Linked DNA regions of Homo sapiens: region 2 is linked to region 1. A link is a loop called in an ENCODE intact Hi-C map of the cell type or tissue named here. Cell type or tissue: HCT116. All regions are shown on one strand. Links, peaks and the distances in the headings refer to the core of each region. The heading gives the core; the rest is flanking DNA. Region 1 overlaps HMGA2 (high mobility group AT-hook 2). Region 2 overlaps LINC02425 (long intergenic non-protein coding RNA 2425).

The links. Hi-C counts contacts between places; a loop is a spot of excess contacts. Peaks named below come from ENCODE experiments on the same cell type or tissue, not always from the same donor. Only the 100,000 strongest peaks of a DNase experiment are listed, where the experiment ranks them.
Region 2: a loop joins it to region 1, with 14 times the contacts of the local background. A loop is called at or near these places in 1 of 110 quality-filtered maps.

Annotation. Positions count from the first base shown.
Region 1 is chr12:65,941,300-65,945,707 of GRCh38, reverse strand. All of the region lies in intron 3 of HMGA2 (high mobility group AT-hook 2), which reads right to left. It overlaps HMGA2-AS2 (HMGA2 antisense RNA 2), which reads left to right. Exons shown (of 4, transcript NR_199060.1): 3 at 3,015-3,070. Among named protein-coding and RNA genes, the nearest start is that of HMGA2-AS2, 5.2 kb to the left of the region's middle. In HCT116, for the core only: a CTCF peak has its summit at 1,772 (motif pointing left); no DNase peak of the experiment used is centred there; H3K27ac peaks cover 4,000 bases.
Region 2 is chr12:66,023,954-66,028,361 of GRCh38, reverse strand. LINC02425 (long intergenic non-protein coding RNA 2425) reads left to right here. Exons shown (of 3, transcript NR_146530.1): 3 at 480-637. Among named protein-coding and RNA genes, the nearest start is that of MIR6074, 2.4 kb to the right of the region's middle. In HCT116, for the core only: no CTCF peak of the experiment used is centred there; a DNase peak (open chromatin) is centred at 2,711.

The DNA of each region.
Region 1 (4,408 bases), core at 148-4,147:
TCTCTGCAAACACTCCAAATGGCCATGAACCATCAAGGCCAGCAGCAGCCTCGACTTGTGTGGTTGGGCACATTGATGGGAGTGGCTTTTGACTTGTGGTGTGAACAATATCCTTCTTCACCCTTTGTCCAAAGTTATTTAAAGGTTCAAAACACAACCTTTCTCTCTGTATAGAACATTCACCGAGATCCACTTTCATTTATGTGCTGTGAAATATGCTCTTATCCTCAGAAATTTCACAGTGCTGTCCTGAATATATTTTCTTTGAATTTGACATTTACCTGGCTGAAGGAGGATGACCATTATCAAGAATTTGCCTTTCACGAAATTATGTGATCGACATACTTGTTCATGGCCCTCCGGATTTAGTTTTAAAACTTCAATATTCCAGAATGTCAAGATTTGTGTTTGGGTCACTTTTCAAAAAATGAACTTCAGGCTTTGGAGGCTTTGAATCATTTTTTTTTTTTTTAAAGCATAAGAACCTCCCCCACACCTTTTATGTTAGATCTTATGTGGAACCCTACAACAGAAAGCAGACAAAATGGTATTTCTGAGACTCATTCACGTGGCCTCCACTCCAATCCATCTCTGCCCTCCCAGGATGCCCCTGAGGCCCCTCAACGAAAAACTGGAGCTCCAGGGGAGGTTAAGTAAAAAAAAAAAAATCTTAGGGCTAAGCATGTTGGCACATGCTTTTAGTCCCAGCTACTTGGGAGACTGAGGCAAGAGGACTCGAGTCCAGAAGTTCGAGGCTGCAGTGTGCTATGATCGCACCTGTGAGTAGTCACTGCATTCCAATATGGGCAACATAGCAAGACTCTGACTCTTAAAAAACAAAAATCTCTGATTTCTAGATGCAAACCCTCCTGCAGACCTGTATCACCAGGATAGGTGGAGGCAGAGCGTCTTCATAGCATTCACCCCGTGTGACTCATACTATCAGGTTGAGCTAGCTGAACTGGCATTTTTGTAGGTCAGAACCAATCAATTATCAGCAATTTCATATGGTTTAATCCCATACAATCAAGATAAGGTCTTTCTAATTCAGTAAGGTAATTTTTGTGACTTGTCATTAGGCTGTATTAGGCAACAGATTTTTGTACCTTCTGCGTAGCTTTTTGTACCTTCTGAGATCCTGTACTCAATTTTTCTGCTCACTCCTCTCCAGCCTGGATCCTTCCCCTTACACTTATTTTACCAAAGACTGCCAGATTGTGGTGAAAAGAGGGATTGGCCTATACCAGGTGTGGTGTTCCAGTTTCTTGCTTATGCTGTGGTTGTTCTTCCAGAGCACCAGGACTGTCTTTGTGGCCATCTGGCTAGATTCTCATACCCACTCCAAATCCACCTGAACTCTACCTCTTCATTGAAACTGGATGACTGAAATAATTTGTACATAACACATCTCTGTGGCTATCCAAGGAAGGTCTAGAATGAAAACTGTCACTTTGAATTAAATTTAAAATTAATGGTCAACTCAGGTATTGATCAGATATAGGGGAGTTCAGTTTGAGGTATTCTACAATAGTAAGTGATCAAAAAGTTTTAATGTACCTAAGGAATGTATTTTGATAATTAGATAGGAATATGATATATCTGAAGTTTGAAGGATTTATTTCAGATCAAATGTTGATGCAACATTGTGAGGATGAGACTCAGCTACAGCTAGCTATACAAATCACACCTCTAGGTACCACTTTTCTGGGGTTGAAAGCTTTTCTGTTTTAGTGCTTCCTAAGTTGGGAATGAACCTGCCCCCTAGTGATGGGAGGCTTTGGTAAAGAGGAGAAACCATCTACCAGGAGTAGCTAGTCAGGGTTTTCTCTGAACCTAGAAAAAGCCTAGGTTAGGTCTTAACTTCCATTCATTGTGCCTCCTGTGTGCATTTAGAGATGACTGTGAAATGTGTGTACACATGTAGCTATGGGTGGTTACAATTCAACAGTAACATCTGGCCCTTATGGTGCAAAGGAGATTTTGTAGTTCTCTGTACAAAGTCTCCTAAGAAGCGATAAATCTATGGGGGAGTTTTGGCAAAATCTCTGGAATTTCTGCTTGGTATTGTGGAAGAGGGGAAGTGTTCTTTATTTTCTATTCTACTTGGCTTTGCGCTTAGACTTTAATGCAAAAGACAAAAGTAAGCATCATTTCAAAAGTATTTATTGGATTATTATAGCAAAGTGCCCTCACTGCTGCTGGCCTTGTTTCATCTGCTCAAGGATGAGAATAGCCACAAGCTGCTCTAGTTAGTGTTGATTAACATCAGACTGCGTATGTGTGGCAATGAGCCATAGCAGCTCTCATGAGAACAGACTGGGGGGCTGATACTTTGGAGTTTTTGCCTTCCCTCTGGTGCCTTTCAGACACCTTTGGAATGGAGTGAAAAGATCAATGGGAAGCCCTTTAAAAATCACAGTGTCATGATTAGTTTCAAAATGTATCCTTCTGGATTCTGACCTGATGAAGTGGTTCATTGGCTCATCGAATACTAATTGATATTTGAACTATATGACAGGCAGGAACTGGGTGTAGAAAACAAAGAAGAAATCTTTCAAGAAGCCTAGAGTCTAATGGGGGAGACAAATGAAAAACAGATATTAGAGTACAATGTACAATTTTAGATTAATATTTTTTTCCTACAATGTTTTCTTAAGTGCGGGGAGGCGTGCTCATCAAATATGGAAAAGATAAATGTATGAAAGAAGAGATGACTATTTTCTTTATAATAGGGAAAATGAAAAAGTAGAGATAAGGTCACTGAAAAAAAATTCCAGAAGAAATTTGAAGACGAAGTAGAAGAAAAGTATCACTTTTTCCCTATCACAAAGAAATACATTAAGAAAATTTCTTTGCCTTCACTTTGGAAAGTTAAAGATTACAGTTAAGCTTAACAAATTAGAAAGCAAAAGATGTGGTTTGGGGATAGTGTTGTCAAACCATGGTTAGTGTTAAGGGGATGCTCCGGTGTGCTCCCGAGTTATAGCAGTTTAATAGGCATTTTTGTTTTACAGGAGATGGTTGTGCTCTGAGGAACATAAAGCAGTCTGAAGTAAACAGTCGCACACAGGTGGGGTAAAGGAATACACAGTCTCAGAAGTTGACTTTTCATCTCATTTTTTATGATTCTCTAAGATTTTAGGGGAAAAATCCACCCTTAGTCAAAAAGTGGAGTGAAAATTGTGAGATTAATGTTACTTCATAGAAAATAATGAATGTTTCAGTCCTATTTCCTTATGCTACAAGTTTTCAAAAAAGGAACGCTATACATATATATGTATACACACACACACATATATACATATTTTTTAAGGCCCAAATTATTTATTCTATATGTATTTCTTTTTCTCTGTGTATGACCATTCACAAAGCTAGGTCACTTTGCATATGCACATGTGCTTAAGAGCCAGCACAGGAAAATGAATAAATATTTGAACTGCCATGCTGCTGGGTTTTCACAAATCAAACATGTATGCACAGATGCTATAGCCTAAGTTCAAACTTTAGCTAATGTTAACTCCAGCCAAATAAAGACTAATTAATGCTCAATATTAGATGAAAAGGAGGCATCTATGAAATAATGGAAATGAAATTAGATGCTATTGGAGATTACCAAGAATTAATATCCAAATTTGTTGTTAATACTCCAATCACGTTGGCAATATACTTGAAAGTCCCTTTAAGATATGCATCTTCTTGACATTTGGCCAATTATTCAGATAGAGATTATATGAAATCGGATCAGGACTTGAACTAGATACACACAATTTGACATGTAACATGTATATCTTTTCTTGTATGCTTGCCCATAAGCTTACAGAAAAATATGATTTTTAAAACAGTTCTTAGTACTTTCATTCTGACTAAAGAGATTTAGAATCAATACTCAGAAAATTTATTTGGTTCCAAGAACATTTGCCCAATCTTAGACTAAACATTTGGAAATGGTTTTACAAAATGATTTGACTATCAAGTATTTCCCAGCAGCTATAACAGTTACACATGGAAACTGAATTTAAAAAGCTGAATCATGATTTTAGGCATTTCTTTTCCTTAAGGAAAGAGTCAGTACATTTATTTGTAATCTCTTATGTTCTCAAGGACTACAAATGGATAGTTTATGGGTTGAGTGCTCTATGATACTTAACTGAGTCATATCTCTCCTAGAAGCCTAATTTAGCACTATTTTCTTGGCACTAGTTTAGGGCTGACTTTAGGAGTTGAGTTGTTTTTCTTGGAGGAAGCTTAATATTCACTCCGAGAAACATTAACTATTCCCGAACATTAGCTTATATCCTTAACGTTTTTAAACAGTTGTGAAGTGAGTTCTTTCTGCTACATGCCCACACTTCCACAGTGGCCCTGACACCCTGGCCTTTCCAGAGGATACCTTCTTCCTGGACCTTCC
Region 2 (4,408 bases), core at 289-4,288, 83 kb before region 1:
GTTTGGTGTTGGTGTGTGACTTTGGACACCTTGGGATGCTGAAACTTCTTAAAAGTTGGGTGCAGCACACCAACATGGCACATGTATACATATGTAACAAACCTGCACGTTGTGCACACGTACCCTAAAACTTAAAGTATAATAATAATAAAATTTTTTAAAAAGTTGACCTATTTAAATTGTTTGCCTCCCAATGGGACCCTTCCAGTGTTCCTAGATGATAGAAACCATCCAGTTTTGTCAAAACACATGCATAAATCTAAAGGGTTCTGTGCTCTGTGAGAGGCAGTTTTGTGGAGAAGACAATCATTCTCTCTGTCTCTCAGTTGGATCTGTTTTGGACCCCAGGGGGTGAGTTGCCATCTTTTGGCACATTCTGGGTCTCTGTACACTGTTTCTGCTCCCATTCTTGCACTTGTTAATATATAGCCCCCAGCTGGTTGCTATCTAAGTGCCACTCACAATCCATATTTCCACAGTGATGACATTGGCTGCCTCGGTTTTAGGAACTGCCAGAAATAGCCACTAACCAAGAGAAAGAGAGCAAGGACTAGCCCTGAATAATTGGTCAACGATGCTGATTTCGTTGGTTTCCTGTTCCTTTTGCTTCCTGGAAAATACAGACCTACAAAGCAAACATTGTGTGTGGGTTGATGCTACAGCATCGTCTGAACTTGGAAGGACGATCGTGGATTCTGATGCCTCGTGGTCTCACTACAGGTCTAATTTTCATGTGTTTTAGGAGTCTTGGGATTAGGTTATGTACTCTGACTCTGGGCAAATGGAAACATCAGGCGAGAATTATTTATCTCATAACATTTCTTACAAGGTATTAACTTTTGGACCATTTTGGAGAAGATGAGCAAATTCATTTCTCAAGACCAGCAGGGTTGGTTGCTATGAGCAGGCCTGGGTCAGCACATAAGACCTGCCCTTGCTGACCTGGGAAGTTTCTATATATGATGAAAATCTTTTTCGTAATCGGATGATGGTAACTGGCAGGGTGTCATTAGATCATGTAGATGATGGCTTATGTTAACAACAACTATTTTGTTAAAAAGTATTTGTTGAACTTCTACTTTGTGAGAGGTCTTCTTCCAGGTGCTGGGCAGTAGTACCTCTTCATTGTACTTTGAACTCTTTCTTTGTTATTTTATTTCATTCACATTTGTAAGTTCAGCCAGAGTAAAATCTTTTCTTAACTCAAATTTTTATTTTGAATTGAGAAATAATAATTGTATATATTTATGGGGTACAATGTGATGTTTTGATATATAAAAACATTGTAGCATGATTATATCAAGCTAATTAACATTTTTATCACCTTACATAGTTACCATTTTTATGTAGTGAGAACATTTACAATCTACTTTTTAAAGCAATTTTGAAACATGTGATACATTATTAACTGGTTACCATGCTGTGTAACAGATCTCGAAACTTATTGCTCCTGTATAACTGAAACTTTGTCTCCTTTCACCAACATCTCCCCATTCTATTCTCCCCACCCTGCCCCTCAGCCTCTGGTAATCACCATTCTACCCTCTATGTCCATGAGTTTGATTTTTTCAGATTCCACATATAAGTGAGATCTTGTGGTATTTGTTTTTTTTGCACCTGGCTGATTTCACTTAGCACAATGTTCTCCAAATTCATCCATGTTATTGAAAATGACAGAATTTTCTTCTTTTTAAAAGTTGAATAGTATTCCACTACATTTTTTAATTCATTCATCTGTTGATGGACATTTATGTTTATTCCGTATCTTGGCTATTGTGAATACTGCTGCAATGAACATGAGGGCACAGATATCACTCTGAGGTGCTGATTTCACTTCCTTTGGGTATATACCCAGAAGTGAGATTGCTGGATGATATGCAAATTCTATTTTTGTTTTTTTGAGGTGCCTCCACACTATTTTCCACAATGGCTATACTAACTTACATTTCTACCAACAGTGTAGAAGCGTTCCCTTTTCTCTACATCTTTGCCAACATTTTTTATCTTTTGTCTTTTTGATAATAGCTGTTCTAACAGGGATGAGATGGGAGCTCATTGTCATTTTAATTTTCATTTCCCTGATAATTACTGATGTTGAGCATTTTTCATAAGCCTACTGGCTATTTGTATGTTTTCAAGTAGCAAAATATTGATCTGACTGACTCTCTCTCTTTTTTTTTCTCCCTCTCTCCCTCTACACCCCACCCCACACACACTCCATTATAAATATTTATTGAGGTTGCAGTGGGAAAGACAATCATATAACTCTACCATTACTTGCGTATATTTTAAATTATTATCTGCAAGACTTCTTGAATCCATGTCCCGATAAACAGAAATGTTTTGATCTAGACTTTGCTGAAGTATATTTCAAGGTGGGAAATATTGGTTATTCATTTCAAAAATAGTAATAAGTAACACATTATGTTATATTGCTGAGGTGTATAAGATACAGAACTGTAGAAATCCAAAGAAGGAAATACCTTTAAAGGAAGCTCTCCATGGAAACCTATCAAGCTATGAATTTAAAGCATGCTAAGTGGCTTCTGGCAAAGCCACATCAATGGAAAGGTTTATCACTTAACAATGTCCACACACGGAATGCCATAGTTCTGTAGGAACTACAGCCAACAACTCATAGGTTTTCTGGACAGCTACACAAATGTTTTCTTTTAGTGTGATACTTAAAGTATTTGACTTTAATTCTGATATTTTCTCTCATGCCTCCACATCTGAAAGAATTCAACGCTATCTTTATTTGAAGTCTGTCCTGGTTAGCAAGCTGGCTGGTGGTGATGTATCACATACAGTGGTTTCTGTGATGTGGGCTGCTGACTATGGAAAGATGAATGAAGATCACAATCACATTAAGTTTGAGGACTATGGTCAGACTTAAACCATTATCCTTGAGGTGTATGGCTGTTGATTTATCAATGTTCTCATTTTTATGAAGGAAATCTTCTCAAGGTTGCTGTATGCTCTGTGTGTGTTGTATGTCAAATAAGGTATAATGTTATGTTCTCTCATAACTTCATAAATAAGAATGTATTGCTTTGAGAGATGGAATAAAATGACAAGTTTTATTTGGCATCTATATATTTAAGAGTTCATGAAGAGATTAATGGTTGTTGGCCGCTGGTCAAATTTCTTTGATGTACACTATTTTTTTCCACTAAAATTCTGCACTTGCCACTCCCTGGATGAGTTACCCACACATTTATGTACATAAATTATGGTGCATTTATTACATCATTTCCAACCTAGCTGGATAAAAGCACAGTGGGATTTTTTTCCCTGTGTGCAATTTCCATTTTGGTGGCATTTCTGCTTCCTAACAAATTCCAGACAGTCAAAGTAGACACCCAAATTCTGTTTTTATGTATTTCAGCTTTCTGTGTTCACCTACACTTTGTTTGGGAGATGTCCTACTGGGAAGTTACTTAGATTTATGAATATTTGATGAGCTTTTTGCAGAAATGGGGGTCTGGAGACTCATATAATCTCATTGTATGTAGTATACTTTTTCCTTTTTTACTCTGTACTTCAATTTTTGATAACTTGGATGTGGTATTTAATAACCTATTGACTTAATTTTATTATTTACTAATAGTTTCAACTTTGATCTCTTTCGGAAGGATGTTGTCGGAAGGATGTTGAAAAAAATCCAAAATGAGTTCTGGAGCAGATATAAAATGTATCTCCTCTATTCATATATCTATATATATACGTTGATCTTCAAAGATAGGCCAACTTTCTAACTTCTGTCACTTTATTAGCATGGAATGCAAAGGTGCTCAAATGCCCTCAAGTGGTCTCAGCCCACATTAACCTCTTTCTGTTACTTCTTTTCCTTATTTCTCTGCATACTGAACGCAGAATTTGGCTTTTTCTGCTGCTTAAAATTAACATCTAACGGAGGAGTGTCTACGTATTTTTGTCCTGGTGTTTCTCATATTTTAATACTAACACAGCGCTGAATAATGTTTGCTGTGCAAATAAAAATTTAAACAAATGCCAGACCGATAAGGTTAGTTTTTTGACTTTGCCTAAACAATAAACAAAACAAGAAACACATTAAAACCTAAACATGTAATCTCTCAAAGTAAAAAAATATTTTAAAGTTGTACTCAACATACCCACTTATGGGTTAAGGATATAGTAATATAAATTTTATTAGATTGAGGAAGAAATCACTCTACCCTCTGAAAAGATGTAGATAGTCATATAATTCAGGTAGTCAGTTTAATGGGCTAGGCTCCCGGGTTCATGCAAATTCACAGAGAAATCTCAGAGCATAAAAATTTTGGTCAATAGCTTTATTGTTATTATTGTTAGATGGAGTCTCGCTCTGTTGCCCAGGCTGGAGTGCGGTGGCGTGATCTCGGCTCACTGCAACCTCCGCCTCCCA